2 separate regions of the Homo sapiens genome follow, and region 1 is linked to region 2. A link is an interaction called in ENCODE POLR2A ChIA-PET data of the cell type or tissue named here. Cell type or tissue: GM12878. All regions are shown on one strand. Links, peaks and the distances in the headings refer to the core of each region. The heading gives the core; the rest is flanking DNA.

The links. ChIA-PET counts read pairs that join two places held together with the same protein. Peaks named below come from ENCODE experiments on the same cell type or tissue, not always from the same donor. Only the 100,000 strongest peaks of a DNase experiment are listed, where the experiment ranks them.
Region 1: POLR2A ChIA-PET joins it to region 2 with 5 read pairs; 2 of 35 experiments call an interaction of 5 or more read pairs at or near these places.

The regions. Positions count from the first base shown.
Region 1 is chr6:57,142,819-57,147,539 of GRCh38, reverse strand. It overlaps ZNF451 (zinc finger protein 451), which reads right to left. Exons shown (of 15, transcript NM_001031623.3): 10 at 1-450. All of the region lies in intron 2 of ZNF451-AS1 (ZNF451 regulatory antisense RNA 1), which reads left to right. Among named protein-coding and RNA genes, the nearest start is that of ZNF451-AS1, 27 kb to the left of the region's middle. In GM12878, for the core only: no CTCF peak of the experiment used is centred there; no DNase peak of the experiment used is centred there.
Region 2 is chr6:56,915,440-56,920,160 of GRCh38, reverse strand. All of the region lies in intron 2 of DST (dystonin), which reads left to right. Among named protein-coding and RNA genes, the nearest start is that of DST, 37 kb to the left of the region's middle. RefSeq lists an enhancer at 4,603-4,721. In GM12878, for the core only: no CTCF peak of the experiment used is centred there; a DNase peak (open chromatin) is centred at 2,755.

The DNA of each region.
Region 1 (4,721 bases), core at 483-4,482, 230 kb before region 2:
GCATCTTCACTTGGGAATCGCTGATTGCATTCACAGAACCAGGTTTTAACTACTGATTTTTCTTTCTGGACACAAGCAACACCTTCATGGCTTTTATCTTTTAAATTCATCTTCTTTTTTGGAATGGCAATGCACTCCAGTGAGCTAGATTCTTTAATAGACATGGTTCTTTTAAGTGATGAAAATTTTGATTGATCCAACAATAAATGCAAGTCAGAAGAAGGATCCTTGTTCCCTTCGCTGCTGTGGCAATAGAGTAAGACTGATTCTTCCACTGAGTTAATGACTCGGACTTTGTGTCCTGAATTCTGCTTATGATTTTGGGTGCTGGTTTCATCCACAAAGACTTGATTGCAATCTGGACAATAACCTCTTAATATGAATTTCTCTGCAACCTGGGTAATGCTCTTCTCAGCTACAGCTACAGGTCCAGCATTTCGACAATGAACTCTAAATTAGATAAAAAGAAATAGAAAGTCTTTCAGAAGTATTTTCTAAATATACCATTGCTGCATTTTATTGCAGGAATTATAAAATAACCAACGTATAAATAAGCACTAAAAGATACTTTTCAATAAAGATGCAAATGACATAATGATGTTCTATCATCTCAAAATACTTGAGTATTATCTGCACTTTATCTATTTCTAGTTAAAATACAAAAGGCTAAAACTAGATTCAAAATTTTTTAAATTCAGGCAAATTTTAGAAAACTAAAATCTGTATCAAAAGCACTGACAGAGGACCTTATTGAACAGGCAAATTATTAGACTCTCCATGGTAATTAAACTGTATGTAAGAACACTATGGTTAAGATTCTAGACAACCCAGTTCCTATTCTTTAATAACTGATTAATGTTGATACTATAAGGCTATGGTAACCAAAACAACATGTACTGGTATAAAAACAGACACACAGATCAATGGAACAGAATAGAGAACCCAGCAATAAAGCCACATACCTACAAACTACTGATCTTTGATGAAATTGACAAAAATAGACACTGGGGAAAGGACACCCTATTTAATAAATGGTGCTGATAAAACTTGACAGCCATATGCAGAAGAATAAAACTGAACCCATATCTTTCATCATATACAAAAAATAACTCAAGATGGATTAAAGGCTAAGACCTGAAACTATAAAAATTCTAGAAGAAAACCTAGGAAAACCCCTTCCGGACAATGGCCTAGGCAAAAAATTTATGACTAAGTCCTCAAAAGCAAATGCAACAAAGCCCTAAAATAGACAAATGGGACTTAAAAGCTTAAGCATAGCAAAAGAAATAATCAAGAGAATAAACAGACAACTTACAGAATGGGAGAAAATATCTGCAAACTATGCATCTGACAAAGGACTAATATTCAGAATCTACTAGGAACTTAACAAGAAAAAAATCCACAAATAATCCCATTAAGAAGTGGGCAAAGGACATGAACAGACATTTTTCAAAAGAAGACATACAACTGGCCCATAAATACTCAACATTACTAATCATCAGAGAACTTCAAATTAAAACAATGCGATACCATCTTACACCAGTCAAAATGGCTGTTATTAAAAAGTCAAAAAACAACTGATGTTGGCAAGGATACAGAGAAAAGGGAACACTTATACACTGTTGATGGAAATGTAAATTAGTACAACCTCTATGGAAAACAATATGGAGCTTTCTTAAAAAACTAAAAATAGAACCGCCCTTTGATCCAGCAGTCCCACTACTGGTATCTACCTTAAGAAAAAGTAAGCATTATATCAAAAAGACACCTACACTTGTACATTTACCGCAGCACTATTGACAATAGCGATAATGAATGGAATCAACCTAAGTGTCCATCAATGGATTATTGAATAAAGAAAATATGGTATATATACCATGGAATACTACTGAGTCATAAAAAAGAATGAAATCATGCCTTTTGAAGCAACATGTATGGAACTGGAGGCCATTATCCTAAGTGAAATAACTCAGAATGTCAAATACTGCAAATTTTCATTTCTAAGTGGGAGTTAAACAATGGGTACACGTGGACATATAGAGTGGAATAATAAACAGATATTGAAAACTCCAAAAGGTGGGAGGTTGGGAAATGGGTGAGGGTTGGAAAATAACCTATTGGGTACAATGTTCACTATTTGGATGATAGTGACATTAAAAGCCCAGATATCTGAGCTTCACAATATACCCATGTAACAAAACTGCACTCGTACCCCCTGAATCTATAAGAAATAAAAATAAAGAACTGATTAATTTTATGTCAGACAAATGTCATGCCCCTAGTTGCTTTTGCACTGAAGAACTAGGCTCAATAAAACCACATACTATTCCACAAATTAACTCAAAATAAATCAACTTCCCTAGGAAAATAAAAAAATAGAACAACTGTGTCTTCACTACTAAACTCCAGAGAGAACAGACCTGCTACCATTTTATACATTTAATATATTTCAAAAGAAAAAAACTGTACAAAATATGTTCTCTAATTATTGTGGAATTAAATTGGAAACAAAAAATAATACAAATCCCTAAATGTTTATAAATTAAATACCTAAATGTAACATCTATAAACCTTTAGAAGTTAAGCCACACATATCTTTTTTGTGTGTTTGGAGACAGAAAATCCTTCTGTCACCCAGGCTGGAGTGCAGTGGCACAATCTTGGATCACTGCAACCTCTGCCTCCCAGGTTCAAGCGATTCTCTTGCCTCAGCCACCAAGTAGCTGGGATTACAGGCGCTCACCACCACACCCGGTTAATTTTTTGTATTTTTAGTAGAGATGGGGTTTCGCCATGTTAGCCAGGCTGGTCTCGAACTCCTGAGCTCAGGCAATCCACCTGCCTAAGCCTCCCAAAGTGTTAGGATTACAGGTGTGAGCCACCACGCCCAGCCAAGCAACACATTTCTAATAAACCTATAGGTCAAACAATAAATCAAAAGGGCAAAGATAACATTTTTCCAAAACATTTTTAAACAGCTTTATTGAGATATAATTCACGGCTAGGCGCGGTGGCACATGCCTGTAATCCCAGCACTTTGGGAGGCTGAGGCGGACAGATCACTTGAGGTCAGGAGTTCAAGACCATCCTGGCCAACATGGTGAAACCCCGTCTCTACAAAAAATACAAAACTCAGCCAGGTATGGTGGCACACACCTATAGTCCCAGGTACTTGGGAGGCTGAGGCACGAGAATCACTTGAACTTGGGAGGTGGAGGTTGCAGTGAGCCGAGATTGCACCATTGCACTCCAGCCTAGGTGACAGACAGAGACCCTATCTTTAAAAAAAAAAAAAAAAAAAAAAAGGATATAATTCATAATTCATATACCATATAATTCATCCATTTAGGGTATATAATTTCAACTATTTTTCACATAAAGATATGTGCAACCATCAATAGTTAATTTTAGAACATTGTGTTATGTCAAAAAGAAAACCCATGCCCTTTAGCTATCACCTCCCCACCTCCCTTTTCGCCATGCTCCCCAACTCCAAGCAACCACTGAACCCTAAGCAACTACTTTCTGTGTCTACAGATTTCCCTATTCTGGAATTTCATGTGAATGGAATCATATAAATGGACTTTTTGTGACTAGCTTATTTCATTTAGCATAATGTTTTCAAAGTTCATTGAGGTTGTAACATGTAATCAGGATTTCAATCCTTTTCATGGCCAAATAATATTCCCTTGTATGGATATGTCCAGTTAAAAAAATCCATTTGTCAGCTGATAGACATTTGGGATGTTCCCATTTTTTTACTATTATGAATAATGCTGCTATAAACAAACATACAAGTATTTGTGAACAAGAGCAAGTTCACTTTGCTCTTGGCTGTCAACAAGCAGAAATTGCTGGATCATATGGTAACTCTATGGTTAAATGAGGAAAAAAGAGATACGTATTTTTAACTGAATAAAAATGAAAACACAACTTATCAACATCTGTGGCATGCAGGTAAAGCAGTGCTTAGTGGGAAATTTATATTTTTAAATGTTTATATTGAAAACAAAGATCCAAAGTCAATCTAAACTTCTACCTTTAAGAGCTAGACAAAGATAAGCAAATTAAACTCAAAGTTTAAAGAGCAGAAATCAATGAACTAGAAAATGGGCAAACAACAGAGAATTGCCAGGGAAACCAGACAATGGTTGTTGTAAAAATCAACAAAAATTTGAAATAGATTATAGAAATAAACATAAATATTTAAAAATATCAAAGCTGAATTTAGGGAAATAAAATACATTCTTTAAGCAAGAAGAGGCAAGGGTTTCTCAGGACACAGAAAGCATAACCATAAAAGAAGAAAATAATCAACAAATTATACACCTAATGCAAAGAAAAGCTTCTGTTCATCAAAAGGTATAATTAAAAATATGAATATGCAAAATCACAGGAAAATATACTCATAAATATTTGTATATTCTAGAAATTCCTGTATTCTAGATACGAATCTGACAAAAGATTTGTATCTAGAATATATAAAGAACCCCAACTCACTATTAAGAAGGCAAACAATCCAATTTTGAAGACTGGCAAAAGACTTGAACAGAGATTTCACAAAGATAAACAAATAGCCCATAAACACAAGAAAGTGCCCAACATCATTGTTTATCAAGAAAATGCACATAATAAACTAAAATGAGACACAAGAATAGCTAAAATGAAAAAGAGTGGCAATATCAAATGTTAGCAAGGGTGAAGAGTAACTAGAACTTTCA
Region 2 (4,721 bases), core at 301-4,300:
TAGCTGTACTTTTGGATCTCTTTGTTACAGTAGCTAGCCTGTATCTTACTACACTTTTTATCTCATTGCAATGCAGTGTAAACAGTCTATATATTTGTTGTTTTTATCAAAATTTTTATGTGTTTATATAATTGCTGTAAAAATAACCACATTGATTGAAGTGGTGCAGAGCAGAGTGTTTAGATATATATATCCTTCTTTTTTCCCGGAGACAGAGTCTCACTGCGTCACCCAGGCTGGAGTGCAGGAGTGCAATGGTGGGCTCTCAACTCACTGCAACCTCTGTCTCCGGGTTAAGCAATTCTTCTGCCTCAGTCTCCCAAGTAGCTGGGATTACAGGTGCATGCCAAAATGCCTGGCTAATTATTGTATTTTTAGTAGAGATGGGGTTTCACCATATTGGCCAGGCTGCCCTCAAACTCCTGGGCTCAAGTGATATGCCTGCCTTGGCCTCCCAAAGTGCTGGGATTACAGGTGTAAGCCACCTTGCCTGGCCCAAATATATATATCCAAATTTATGTAGGAGTTTAGTAAATAATAAAGATGGGCATTTGGAATCAATAGAGAGGCACTAATGGTTGTTAAAGTTGGGTGATAGGTACTTAGGGTTCTTTTTAAAATCTTTTTATATTTTGGAATTTTCTGTAATAAAAAGTTAACATATTTAGGAAATTAAAAAATGAATACAATAAATTCATTGGAGAAAGGATAGTTAAGTAGATGATGTTACCCACTTGGCAGGAAATAAAATTAGTTGTGTCTCTCACACTATACTTAAAAATTAATTTCAGATGGATTAAAATGTACATATGATTAATTCCAGATGGATTATAAGTGTACATTTACAGGATTTAAAAAAATAGAAGGTATAGGAGAATGTTTTATAATTTTGCAGTTGGGAAAAGCTTTCTAGGACAAACATTTAAAAGTCATAAAGGAAAAGATTGGCAGTTTTGAATAAAAGAATTCTAAACTTATGTACAACAAAATGAAAAGACAGATTGCAACCTAGGCAAAAATACTTGCTGCATATATAGTAAATTATTTTATTCATATTATATAAAAAACTTCTCAAATCAATAAGAAATACATATAAGTTGTACAAAAATGAGCAAAGCATGTGAACAGACAATTCAGAGAAGAAAATAATTCGGAGAAAAAAATGGCTTATAAAAATATAAAAAATAATTTAAAAATTCAGACAATTCAGAGAAAAAAATGGCTTATAAAAATATACAAAGATTTTTAACTTTACTAATAAATAACGCAAATTCAAACTCACTCCGTCACCCAGGCTGGAGTGCAGGAGTGTGCGATCTCAGCTCACTGCAACCTCTGTCGCCCGGGTTAAGCAATTCTCCTGCCTCAGTCTCCCAAGTAGCTGGGATTACAGGTGCATGCCAAAATGCCTTTTGTCCATCACATAGGCAACAGATATAAAGATTTATATTATCCAGTGTTGATGGAGATAATAGAATTAAAAAGGCACTTTCATAGTGTTGCTAGAAATGTAATTTGGTACATTTTTAGAGACAAAGTTGGTACCTGTAGTATCTCTCAAACTTTTTCCTACGGACTGGAAATACCACTTCTAAGTAAAGAAGATTTAGTTGAAGATATTTTGTTTATTCCACTGTTTATACTGGAAAAAAATTAAAATGTCCGAATTCTAGTCAGTAGGAAAATAGTTAAGTATGGTACGTGCATAAACTAGAAAATTATTCAGTTGTAAAAAAGAGGGTGTGGTGGCTCATGCCTGTAATCCCAGCATTTTGGGAGGCTGAGGTGGGTGGATCTCTTGAGGTCGGGAGTTTGGGACTAGCCTGACCAACATGGCGAAACCCTGTCTCTACTAAAAATACAAAAATTAGCTGGAAGTGGTGGCACGTGCCTGTTATCCTAACTACTCAGGAGGTTGAGGCAGGAGAATCACTTGAACCCGGGAGGTGGAGGTTGCAGTGAGCCAAGATCATGCCACCACATTCCAGCTTGGGTGACAAAGCAAGACTCTGTCTCAAAAAAAAAAAGAAAAAAAAAAGAATGTACACCTGAACCTGAAATGTCATAAAAAGAGCAATGTAGAAAACATATATATAAAACAAGATCCCATTTTTGTTGAATTATTTTTATAGGAGAAGTCAAGATGATAGGAACTAACATCACAGTGATTACTCTAGAGGGATGTATTTGAAGATTCAAAACAGGGACATTCACACTTATTTATAGGGTTCAAAAAAGGGTTGCAATTTTAGGTGGATTTAGTTTCTAATTTGTTTTTTTCTGAAATTTTCACACAAGTAGATCTTTAAAAAGGAAAAATCAAACCCAAAGCATATTGAGAGTCTATTTTGTGCCCAAACATAAGTAGGAGCAATGAAGGACACAAAGATGAAAAAGAAGCTGTCCCTCCCCTTCATATCCATGATAAGTCAAACTGTGGTAAGTGCTATTTAAAAAGCCACATTGAAATAAACTTCTTTTAAATCAGTCTACTGGGAAAAGTCAACAGGAATAATATGATTCAGGTTAAAAAGTTCATAGCTCTTGCCTAAATAACTGCAAGAGGGGCAAGAGAAGGTAACAAAAATCTCTTCAAAGCTTTTAGCTACTGATCTGGATTCAGTAACATCATCTTAGGAAAAGGAGTCAATACAAGGTGACTTCTTATGCACAGTTTATGCAGATATCCATGTAATGCATTGTCAAAGACAGAGCAGAAATGAACAGTAAAAAATGCTGTAGCCACCACAAAATGGACTAGCCACAAGCATTTCTCACAAACCTTTGATTAACCATCTTTGTTTAAAACCTGCTCCTGTTGGCTTTCCCTTCTGCTTTTTCTCTGTCTTTACTCAGCATAAATTATCAGAAGATTTTAGGTCATGAAAATATTTTTTCTCCTTTCTTGCTAAGTGTGTCTTCAGAGTAAGCAGATTTTTGAGAGAGAATGTGCTGCCAGAAAAAGCATTTAAGACTTGAACACAGACCAAATACACATTTGATCTATGCAAGGGCAAAGGTTCAGCCCCCAGACAGTGGGCAGGAGTGGTCAGTCCTTTCTGCTGTGTGTATCCTCAGTGGGCTATTGCTGTTTCTGAGAAATACCTGGTCCGAGCAGTGTGTGTTAGGAGCCTCTGCCTGTCTTTTTTTTTTTTTTTTTTTTTTTTTTTTTTAGCATGCCTGGGGCTTGATGGCGAGTCTTGGCAAGCATCCATTTCATGGGGGCCCAGTGAATGCTGCTTCCCTACCTTAGTAATGTAGCTCACCTTTGGGACTTGAAATCCTGCCTGGAACTCCAGCCCAAAAGCCTGAATAGCTTTTCTCTCTCTGTCTCTCTGTGTGTGTGTGTGTGTGTGTGTGTGTGTGTGTGTGTGTGTGTGTGAGAGAGAGAGAGAGAGAGAGAGAGATAGAGAGAGAGAGAAGATCTTGTCTCAGGGCTGGAGTACAGTGGCCCCATCATGGCTTACTACAGCTCGACCCCCCAGGCTCAGGAGATCCCCCCACCTCAGCCTCCCAGATAGCTGGGGCTACAGGTGTGCGCCACCATACCCAGCTAATTTTTTGTATTTTTGGTAGAGACAGGGTCTCACTATGTTGCCCAGGCTAGTCTCGAACTCCTGGGCTCAAGCGATCTGCTCGCCTTGGCCTCCCAAAGTGCTGGGATTACAGGCATGAACCACTGCACCCAGGTCTTGAATAGCTTTTGTTAAGTTCGGGCACTGGCAGGAGTGATGCTCAAAATATTTAACAACCAGTAGAAAGTGGGCACTGAGCAGTCAGAAGAGTTGCCAACTGAAGGTCCAATACTTTGTAGTTTCTAGATCCTGGGGGAGGTTCAGGAACTCTGGGGAGGGTGTGTGCAACAACAGGACACTCAGGGGTCTTAGGGCTTCTACCTCTTATGGCTGTCCAGGTCCTGCTGTGCTTGAACTAATCACCTAGTGTCCTATGGCTCTTCTCTGCCTGGCTTTGAGGATTTGATTCATGGATCCTCTCATGGCTGTGCTGATGTATGAGCTCTTGCCTGTACATATTCATGACGCTTAGCCGACTTGTCTTGTTACTTCCTCCCTATCACCTATCTGCCATCTGAGCTAGTCTGAACTATATGAACTATCTGAACCGTCTAAACTATCTGCCATCTTCCCATCTGCCTTATGGCTTAGCCTGCCTCAGTCATGATAGGGTTGGCTTCAATGCAGGAAATTCTCAAAGAAGGTGTTAGGATTACATTGTATCTGAAGACAAAGATATTACTGGAGAATAGTTTGTTGGGGTTGCTATTGATATGGCTATCGTTGTAAGATTAGTTTAACCACTCATTCTTCCCTTGCGTAAAGTATTAACAGTTCAGTTTGCATATACATTTAGGTCTTTATTCTGTCTTCTTGTCCTCTCTTGTGTCTTGAGTGATTTCTGATGTACTGCCTGATACATTGACTTTTGTCTCCAAAGACTGATTTTGTAGTGGTATTAAAAGTCACTTAAGGATGCCCTTGAAATAGACTCAGTTAGGACTTTGCTGTGACTTATTGCAAATTAGCACGTTTTTTTCCTTTCTTTTTTTCATCTTGTTTCTTACCTTTTTTTCTGTCCCTGTCTTCACTCTCCACCCCCGTATTTTGTGCTGCACACTCAGTGGGCTGCACAACCTCATCTATCTCAGTTGACTTTCCTTCCTGTGCTCTTTTTGTGGCCCATTTTCTTTTCTCACCACACCT